Linked DNA regions of Homo sapiens: region 2 is linked to region 1. The links are chromatin contacts, found by Hi-C or POLR2A ChIA-PET in ENCODE. All regions are on one chromosome and are shown on one strand. Each heading gives the region's core, a stretch centred on a gene start or an enhancer-like site at or near the end of the contact. The rest is flanking DNA. Distances are from core to core; before and after follow the strand shown. Region 1 overlaps TSEN15 (tRNA splicing endonuclease subunit 15). Region 2 has its middle 100 kb from the start of EDEM3.

Region 1 (5,367 bases), core at 1,215-3,714:
TGAAATTTGCCAAAATCATTGACTCCTCCTTTCACAAAAGATTTCTCTGTAGACTCTGATGCTACTTGATAGCATTTTACCCACAGTAAAATATTCAAAATTGGAATCAATCTTCTCAAACTCTGCTGCTGCTTTATTAAGTTTATGTAATTTTCTAAATATTTTGTCATTTCAACAGTGTTCATAGCATCTGCACAAGAAGTAGATTCCATCTCAAGAAACCACTCTTTGCTCATCCATAAGAAACAACTCCTCATATGTTCAGGTTGTCTCATGAAATTATAACAATCCATTTACATCTTCAAGCTTCACTTCCAATTCTAATTCTCTTGCTATTTCTACCACATCTGCAGTTAACTTCCTCCACTAAAGTCTTGAATGCTCAAAGTCATCCACAAGGGTTGGAATCAACATCCTTCAAACATTTTTACCTCTTCCCATGAATCACAAATATTCTTAATGGCATCTAGAATGGCAAGTCCTTTTCTGGAAGGTTGTCAGTCTACTTTGCCCAGATCCATAACAGGAGTAACTATCTATGGCAGCTACAGCCTTACAAAATGTATTTCTTAAGCAATAAGACTTCAAAGTCAAAATCACTCCTTGACCTTACTGAATGGATAATGTGTTCACAAGCATGAAAGCAACATTAATCTCCTTGTATATGTCCATGAGGGCTCTTGGGTGACCAGGTGCATTGTCAATGAACAGTAATATTTTGAAAGAAATCTTTTTTTCTGAGCAGTAGGTCTCAATCGTAGGCTTAAAATATTCAGTAAACCATGCTGTAAACAGATGTGCTTTCATCCAGGCATCATTGTTCCACTTATAGAGTATAAGTAGAGTAGATTGGGCGTAATTCTTAAGGACTCCAGGATTTTCAGAATGGTAAATGAACATTGGCTTTAATTTAGTCATCAGCTGCATTAGCCCCAGACAAGAGAATTAGCCCATCCTTTGAAGCTTTGAAGCCAGACATTGGCTTCTTTCTAGCCATGAAAGTCCTAGATGGCATTTTCTTCCAATATAAGGCCGTCTGTCTACATTTAAAGCCTGTTATTTAATATAGCCACCTTCATCAACTATCTTAGCTAGATTTTTTGATAATTTACTGCAGCTTCTACATCAGGATTTGCTGCATCACTTTGCACTTTTAAGTTATGAAGACAGCTTCTTTCCTTAAACCTCATGAACCAAGCTCTGCTAGCTTCAAACTTTTCTTCTGCAGTTTTGTCACCTCTCTCAGCCTTCATAGAATTGAAAAGAGAGTTAGGGCCTTGCTCTGGATTAGGTTTTGGCTTAAGGGAATGTTGTAGCTGGTTTGATCTTCTCTGCAGACCACTCAAACTTTCTCCATATCAACAATAAGGCTGTTTCACTTTCTTATTCATGTGTTCACTGGAGTAGCACTTTTCATTTCTTTCCATAACTTTTCATTTGCATTCACAACTTGACTGTTTGGCACAAGAGGCCTAGTTTTTGGCCCATCTCATCTTTTGACATGTTTTTCTCACTAAGTGTAATCGTTTCTAGCTTTTGATTTAAAGTGACAGATGTACTACACTACCTTTTACTTGAACACATAGAGGCCATTGTAGGGTTATTAATTGGCCTAATTTCAATATTGCTGTTTCTCAGGGAATAGGGAGGCCAGAAGTAAGGGAGAGAAATGGCAGAAATCCTGGTTGGTAGGGCAGTCAGAACACACATAACATTTATCAACTGAGTTTGCTGTCTTATATGGGCACAATTTGTGGCACACCAAAACAATTACAATAGTAACATCAAATATCCCTGAAAAACAGATCACCATATCAGATATAATAATAAAAAAAGTTTAAAATATCGCAAGAATTACCAAAATATGACAGAAAGACATGAAATGATCATGTTGGAAAAATGGCATCGACAATCTTGCTTGAGGCAGGGTTGCCACAAACCTTCAATTTGTAAAAAACACAATATCCCCAAAACAGAATAAAGAGAATTGCAATACAACAAGGAATACCTGCTTATATTAAAGCAGCAATGTATATCTTTTACCACCAGCACTTAGCCAGAATAGTGAGTGTTCCAGAGCTGGGGTTTATTGCTATGTGATGTGATCCTGAAATTCATTTCAGGATAAATTAGGCTTTTAGAATGAAAAACTAAAATGCATACTTTCATATGGCTAAGAAAAAAAAAAATATATATATATATATATAAAACCCACCCCATCTACCCCTACCCTAAACAGGCTTTTATTTCTAAATATAGATCTACATTTTAAGCAAAGCATGAATCAAGTCACATATTTAATGTCAGTATAATTTTAGAGGCATGCCAGAAAGAAAAAGGGGATGTGAGTACGTAAAACTTATTTATATTTTTATTTATGCTATTTCCTACAGATTGAAAATAAATTTTCAAGAGTACCACTTCTCCAGCTAATCTACTCTTAGTAGAGTCTGAAAATGCTGTGGTTATCTAGCAGTGCCCTCTGGTGTCCAAATGAATTGTTTTAGTTTGCCTTGAGGGAAAAAATAAGCCATTATATAATCAGACACGGCTATAATCAGCATTCATTCATTTGCCAAGTATTTACTGAGGGTTTACTATATGTGAGTTACTGTGCAAAGAGGCAAGATACAGAGATGTATTAAAAAATACATTTCTTGTTCTGTTCTTAAGGAGCCCAGTCTAACAGGGAGACAAATGTAAACTCACTTACAAAATTACTTAAATCACTTTATCTAGTTTTTCATTAAAATGAGACATACACAGCTGGGTGGCCTCCCTTTCCAAAAAGTTCTGGGCCATTATTCATGTTAGGATGTGTCTGGCTGGCTTTGGACAGAACAACTTTGGTGAAGTACACAGGGAACATTCTGAAATAGAGTAAACATCCCAAGACATACAGCAGGATTCAATCCTAGTTTAAAGAGTTGGGAAAGCGCCTTTCACAGCCAACCCCAAAAGACACTTCTGGTTTTGTAGTTATATAGGAGCCCACTGGTCAACAGATCCGACACACAAATCTGACATTATCCTTACACTTCTTTCTGAAAATGCTATTTTTCTAGAATTATAATGAAAGACCTCAAAATGAATCAAACGAGAGACTTAAGAAATCAAGAGACCCTAAGAATTTATCATAAACTGTTTGAGGATTCTTAGACCTGCAAATTTTCCACTAGAGTCACCCAAACACATATTGTTCTGAATAGGTCCATCTTCATGTCCTCTGGGGAAGCAGAGGGAGCCTGAAGGAGTTATGGAGACCTCCCACCAAGAATAAAAGTGAAATTCAAATACCATCAAAGGAAGGAGTCAGGAATGACTACAGATGAAGAATGATGCTTTATACTATTTTGTGATGTTCCTAATTTTCATCATTTTTCCATTCTTGTTATTGTTGTTTCCTAATCAGCCATGAAACCCTAGTGTGTAGGCAGGACCTATGACCTGCTTCCAATCAACAGAATACGGCAAAGGTGATGGGATGTATGTGATTACATTATATAAGGATTATAAGGTCCATCTTGCTGAGACTCTCCTTTGCTGGCTTTGAGGAAGCAACCAGTTATATTGAGAAGGCCCACGTGGCAAAGAGCTGAGGGTGGCCTCCTGCCAATGGCATATAAGCATTGAGCACTCTCAAGAAATTGAAGGCTACTAATAACCATGTGGGTGAAAAAGCTGACCCTTCCCCAGTCAAGTCTCAGATGAGACTGGAGCCCTGCCCAACACCTTGACTGTAGCCTCATGGAGGACCCAACTAATCTGTGCCCGGGTCCCTTGCCCACAAAAACTATAAGATAATAAATGTGTGCTGTTTTAAGTTGCTACATTTGTGGTAATATTATTTTGCAATGATAGATAACTAATACAGATTTCAAGACACCTTTTAATTTTAAAACATTTTTATTATAAAATACAAATAAAAACATTGAGAAAAGACAAAGTCATCCATTTTCTGCCTCCTATCCCACTATAACCAGTTAGTAATTTGATTTACTTTGTTATCTTTTTATCATATGCTTGGTCTGTTATTTCAGCCATGATTACACCCACTTATACACTTTTCCGTCTTGCAATTTTTACTTAAGGTAATATTTTCATGTTTTTAATAATATTCATTACTAATTTTTAATAAGTACATTATGTATCATTTGTATATATCTGTTTATTGACTATTTCCTAGACCCAGGGATGACAAACTATGGCACCACATTTGTAAACAAAGTTTTACTGGAACAAAGCCACGCCCGTATTGTTTATGTATTGTCTATGGCTGCTTTTGTGCTTCATACAGCAGTGTTGACAAGTTATGACAGAGACAGTAGGTTTAAAAACCTAAAATAGTTACTTTCTGGCCCTTTATAGAAAAAGTTTGCCAATCTTTACCCCAAACTTTAAAGTGGTTTATAATTTGGGCTACTAAAAGTAATGTCACTTGGAACATCTTTGTGCATATAATTTTTTATACTTTGTACAATTTGAGAGACATTAACAAAAGTGGAATAACTGGGTCTAATTAATGAAGACATTTTTACGGTTGATTCTCTCCCACACTGTTGTAATATTCAAGCTATGATATGTGATAAGAATGAAAAGGATAGCCCAGAACTCTTGTAGGTAACATGTCTCTGGTCCCTGTTACTTAAGACACGTAAGTTACTTAAGACACACTCTGGATGAACATATTTTGAGTTTTGATTTAAAGTTAACCAAAAAAGAGAAATAACAGTAACTGCAATGGGAAGACCAATTGAAAGAAATCTTTTACTTTTTACTGGAGAGGAAAAAGTAAACAGAAGTGGGTGACAAGGTACATATAAAATGCCATTCTACGGTAGCTGCAGTGGCCAAAAGGCACTGGGGAGAGCTGAGTAAGAGAAAGAAATGGCAGTCTCAACAATGAGCTGGCAGTGGCAGCAAGAAACAAAGAGACAACTTTGAGTGTGGGATGACAAAAGCAGCACACAGGTCCCACCCATCTGAATACATCCTAGGCATAAACCTGTATATAACTGTAATTAAACTGTCTCTAGATAACAAAGTTTTAAAGAAATCACCCTATATTTTTTAAGAAGGAGAAAGTCTTCTACCTGGGGAAGTTTTACTCTTCAGAATGAAAACCTTATGGAATGGGGAAGTCAACCCTCACTATGTACGTCAACCCTATTTCTGAGATAAAAGATGAAGCAGTCTGATGGGTCTCAAATCCAATCTTGTATGAATAAAACAAGCATCAGGAAACATGGATGTCATCTTCTAAGAGAAATATTCTGGAAAAAAAAAAGATCAGGATGGACTTTTCTCCGATAAACAATGTAATCCAAAAGCAAAATTAGAAAGATATTTAATGTAATTATCCAAATT
Region 2 (5,367 bases), core at 1,552-4,051, 570 kb before region 1:
TGGGATGACACATGTTGGTCATTTTAAGCTGCTAATCTTTGGGGATAATTTGTTATGCAGCAACAGATAACTAATACAGATTATATATCATACAGATATAGAATTTCAAGGCATTACAGATTATAGAACTTAAAGCATTATTCCAGGAACTTGTGTGAGCTCCAGACAGTGTTCAGAGTTCTCTTACAGGAGGCACTGGCTCTGCCTGTAGTTACTCCAGCTGTCCTTGTTCCTGCTGAAGTTAGTTCTCTTTTTCGGAGGATGAGGCTGTAAATCCAGCTCTTAAGCATCTGCAGGTGTTGCCTTGTTGTCCGGTAGCTAAACCAGAAGGTTCACATTTTAAGCAGTCTTGAAGAGCTGTACTTGGAGTAGTTGCTGGGAAGTCCAATTAAGAGCAGACCCTGAGTGAAAGAAGACTTGCCAAATCTCACTTAGGCTCCTGATGTTTGAGACAGATGACAGACCCAGGAACTTGTTAATGCAACCCATTTATAGATCCTCCACATTCTATCCCTGTATGAAATTGTATTATAAGAAATCAAAGTACCTGGAACATTTTATATCATACTCATCAGACAGTCTTCATAATTACAGGAGTCTTCTTTTAAAACAGTGTTTCTGTCACTTCCAAAAATCCTGCTTGAAAATGTCCTCGAGTCACAATTCAGCTAATATATATTTAACGCTTGTTAGATAGCAAGTGCTAATCTAGGACCTGGGAATACAGCAATGAACCAAACAGACAAAATCCCTGCCCTCATGAGGCTTATAGTCTAGTGAAGGAGACAGAAAACAAGCAGACAAACACATAAGTAAAGGACTTGGATGAGTGAGTGTAAATGCAACGGAGAGAAATAAAGGAAGGCAAAGTGTGGTTCGAGTGTGGTGCTAGGAGTGGGTGCTGGGGGGCAGGATGGCTGCTCTGAGGGGATACTTGAGCAGGGAGGCGAATGTCAAGAAGCTCTGCCGAACATTCCAGGAGATGGACGAGTCCTGTGGCAGAAGTCAGTGTGGCTTATTTGAGGAACAGCTAAATGACACTTTAGGACAGGGGTGTCCAATCTTTTGACTTCCCTGGGCTACACTGGAAGAAGAAGAATTGTCTCGGGCCACACATAAAATACACTAACAATAGCCGAAATTGCAAAAGAACTCCTAATGTTTTAAGAAAGTTTACAAATTTGTGTTGGGCCACATTCAAAGCCATCCTGGGCTGCATGCGACCCGTGAGCTGTGGGTTGGACAAGCTTGCTTTAGGATTTCTGTCTTTTTTCTTTTTTTTTTTGAGACAGAGTCTTGCTGTATCGCCCAGGCTGGATGGAGTGCAGTGGTGCCATCTTGGCTCATTGCAACCTCCACCTCCCAGGTTCAAGTGATTCTTCTGCCTCAGCCTCCTGAGTATCTGGGACTACAGGCGCCCACCACCATATCCGGCTAATTGCTTTAGGATTTCAGTGTAAGGATTCACATACCAAATCACTCTTGAGTTAGAGAGTTTTGGAAAAACTTTGTCTCTGCAGACTGACTTGTGATCTTTTGGCTGAGTAAATGAAAACCATGTTGCCTACAATGTCTTCCTTTTGGCCTGGGCTTCCAGGAAGCTCAGAGCCAAAATCTGTGCCTGCTGATGGTGGGTAATCAATTTATCTCGGGGTCTGGGAGCAGCTGCCCACTCTGCTTCTTTTACAGAAAGAGATGATGGAATAAATGTTTATTTATAAACATTATACTTTCTCCATGTAAACTGTTTTCACCCACATGCTACCTTGAGTTGACTTGGAAGGGGCAGAAGGATTGTCATTAAACAGGTTTGCCATTTCAAATAAGGAAGTTGTAACAAGTGGCAGATGTCATTGTCTTGCTGTTGGTTCATTGCACAAACATTTATTAAGTGCCCAGCACATTCCAGCTGGGCGGGGACCTGTATGGAAAGATGGAGAGGATGGTTCCTGCCCTCTAGAATGTGTTCCCTCACATTCTAGAATACAGTGCAATAAAAAATCAAATAATTACAAACGTGATGTAAACTGGCACAGGAGGGGAGCCCAAAGAGAGTGACAGCTAGTCCTGGGAGGTTTTGATGGAGGAGGAGGGGACTGGTGCATGGAACCCCCTTCTTTCTGCGTGGTAGGAGAAAGGCCACATCAGCCCCTACACACAGCACCCATCTGAGGACGGTGGTGACCAGCTTCCCAGCCTGCCCTCCCCACCTTCCAGAATCCATCCCAGCCCCAAGGCACCCGGGTCTGAGCTATGCAGCAAGAGTTTTCCAGACAGAAAGAAAAAATAGGTTAAAAATATCTGAGCCCCACATGTCCTATTTTTAATTGATTTACACACAGACTCTTCAATCACAGTATTAATATTTAATTGTCCTGTCAGGTCAGATCCTTCCCAGTCAGACAGTTAAAAATGGCTTGGGACAGAGGAGGAAATGAGGGGCTGGGGTGGCATGAAATGAGGAAAGTGAGGCACCTGCCCTGAGGGGATTAGGCTCTGAGGGACAAGGAGGAGCAGACCCTGGCTCTAGGGTCCTGGGAGAAATAACATCTCACTTGTTTTCTCTCTGTCCCTGTCCCCTCAGTACACACATGTGGAAGCACAACAGCATTCCCCCAAAAAGCCATTAAAGAAACCATGTAAGAGTTGAGACAACACCAAGGTCTGTGGAGACAATGAGGTGCTTCTTCAAGGAGACGCCAGGAGGCTGGTCTCTGGGGGAGAGTCCGGAGGATGAAGCATTCATGCCCTCAGTATTTTAAGTTTGTGAGGGGCCGATTGGTATTTTGACTCTGGGCCCCGGCCCAGCCCGCCCAGGTGAAACCTGATTTACATGCATGTTTCTTCTTTGAGAAACGGCGCCTGTGTTGGCTGTCCCAGCATCACAGCAGCATAGAAACATGGCTTGGGAACTATTTTGGGTAAAAGCACTCTCAGAGACAGCCAATAAATGTCTCAATGTGACTCATTCAAAGAGGCTATTAATAGACAGGAGATGTGAGGGACAGGAGAACTGAATTTCATTCAGTTTCAGCCTCTTGCTTTATTTGTTCTTCCTTTTTAAAAACAGAAATCAAGAAGTGAAGTTTGTCTTGTTGGGTTTGAGTGGGGTGGGGAGGAAGAGCTTGTCTGCCGAGCAGTCATCTACCTCCTCCTCTTCTCCCAGGGTCCAGAGAGGGAAAAGCCAACGGGACACTCACCTTGGAGTCTACTAGAGTCTTTTCTGTTCATTCCTGACTCCTTTGCTGAAGAAAAAGCCTAACAAGTCTGGATAGTCACAGGAAATCATGTTGAGGTGATGTCTCATTATCTTTGAGGTCTGAGGAAAATCTTGGAGTCCTACCCAATATCCCCATTCACCTCTCTGTGTGTCTTCTTGGTTTGGTGCAGTGATTCTCATTGGGAAAGCATCTGTGGGGGTGAATTTTGTTGTCTTAATGGTTGAGTTGGGATGGTCTCGCCATTTAACGGGAAAAGGCAGAAATGCTAGACAGCCTGCAATGCTCTGGGTGACGCTCCCAATGAAGAACTGCTCCTGTCCTGCATAATGGCTGGGTGCCAACTGTGCATTCTTTTTTTTTTTAGACAGAGTCTTGCTCTGTCGCCCAGGCTGGAGTGTGGAGGCATGATCTCGGCTCACTGCAACCTCCACCTCCCTGGTTCAAGCAATTCCCCCGCCTCAGCCTCCCAAGTAGCTGTAGCTGGGATTATAGCTGCACACCATGTCTGGCTAATTTTTTTTTTGTACTTTTAGTAGAGATGGGGTTTCACCATGTTGGCCAGATGGGTCTCTAACTCCGAACTCTTGACCTCAGGCAATCTGCCCACCTCAGCCTCCCAAAGTGCTGAGATTACAGGCATGAGCCACCGCACCCAGCCCACTGTGCATTCTTGAGTGGAGAACATGTTCAGAATAATCTGAGCCTAAAATCAAACTCCATTTGACTCATGACCATGGAGTATTAGTTGCATATTTTTAAATGCGTGAAGTTTTTCCAGGAATGCAACTGTTGTGAGAATCAGGGATAAACTAGATTTTGTGTTGTTCACCTTTTGAAAAAATCACATCCCTAATGCCAATGCCACTTGTGGTATTTGAGTTACCCAAACCACATACACCTGTACCAATCTGCATTTGCAGCTGTCAGATTTGCGGTGGTGCTTTTTCTGCAAGCAAGTATCTGACTGTTTCCTGCTGGCTGCTAAGGTAGTTGCACCAAACTTTAACATATTGAAACACATATGATGTCATCATAAATGACTTTTATTTCTCTTTTATATTTCAATTAGGGCATTATACTGATTTTTAAAATTGTGTGTGTAGGTGGGTAATATTAATTTAATTTCAGGGATGTAAAGGGGACACACAGAATATTTGTTAGGCACTGGGTCTGATTTAGGTCTTAAACCAGGATTGAAATAACTGATGTGGATGTTTTCTATTGTTTTGTTGTTTTGTTTTTTCTTTTGAGGCAGTCTTGCTCTATCGCCCAGGCTGGAGTGCAGTGGTGTGATCTCGGCTCACTGTAACCTCTGCCTCCCAGGTTCAAGCAGTTCTCCTGCCTCAGCCTCCAGAGTAGCTGGGATTACAGGCACGTGCCACCACACCCGGCTAATTTTTGTATTTTTGGTAGAGACAGGGTTTCGCCATGTTGGCCAGGCTGGTCTCAAACTCCTGGCCTCTAGTGATCTGCCGGCTTGGCCTCCCAAAGTGCTGGGATTATAGGCATAAGCCACTGTGCCGAGCCTAGGTATGGGTTTTTAAGTGGCACAAAGTCCTGAGAGAAGAGGCAGGCAAGAGGTTCACCAGCAGTTGGATTCCCTGAGTCATGTTCTACTCAGAGGCTCAAATGCTTCAAATAAGCTGCAGGGCTGTTTTTAAATTACAGTTGTCTGCAAGAATCAGTCAGTTTATAGAGAAGGGTGAAGGGTCAGAAAAGCAACAGTTCAAGGGCTGTGGCAGGGACACCAGACCTCAGATCACCAGGCATGGCTGGGTCTGTGGCAAACTGACTCGGTGCCTGCTGACTGCTGCCCTGCAGGACTGTGGACGTAGTGTTGCTAGATCTTCCACTTTTTTGGTGGATGCTGGAAATCTGAAATCTGACACGTTGGCAACTGTATTCATCGAGATAAGCCTGTGCTGCCCTGCCAACAATACAGTGGCTTAAGGGACCAGGACGGTGGTGTCTTTTGCATGTCTTGGTCATAATATGAAAGGTCATGATCAAGGCTGGGTCACCACCTGCCCAGGTGTCAGCTGGGGGAATAGAGGAAAGGGCGATGAGGGTGGGGGGGCACGTGCAGCATTGTGAAAGCCCAGCCTTGGAAGTGGCCCACCTCAGCTTCATGCGTGTCCTATAACTG

What was found. Hi-C counts contacts between places; a loop is a spot of excess contacts on that map. ChIA-PET counts read pairs that join two places held with the same protein, here RNA polymerase II (POLR2A). Pooled maps may share reads with other maps.
Region 2: a loop to region 1 is called in a pooled map, with 2.7 times the contacts of the local background. The contact joins two enhancer-like sites. A Hi-C loop is called at or near these places in 2 of 50 pooled maps. POLR2A ChIA-PET finds 5 or more read pairs at or near these places in 2 of 52 experiments (H1 and OCI-LY7).

The regions. Positions count from the first base shown.
Region 1 is chr1:184,072,733-184,078,099 of GRCh38, reverse strand. It overlaps TSEN15 (tRNA splicing endonuclease subunit 15), which reads right to left. Exons shown (of 5, transcript NM_052965.4): 5 at 3,888-5,273. The coding sequence ends at 5,253. Among named protein-coding and RNA genes, the nearest start is that of TSEN15, 24 kb to the right of the region's middle. Within about 2 kb of position 2,464, at least 5 of the 41 ENCODE cell types and tissues checked have a DNase peak (open chromatin) inside an H3K27ac peak, as active enhancers do.
Region 2 is chr1:184,647,182-184,652,548 of GRCh38, reverse strand. No RefSeq gene overlaps it. Among named protein-coding and RNA genes, the nearest start is that of EDEM3, 100 kb to the left of the region's middle. RefSeq lists an enhancer at 2,773-3,102. Within about 2 kb of position 2,801, at least 3 of the 41 ENCODE cell types and tissues checked have a DNase peak (open chromatin) inside an H3K27ac peak, as active enhancers do.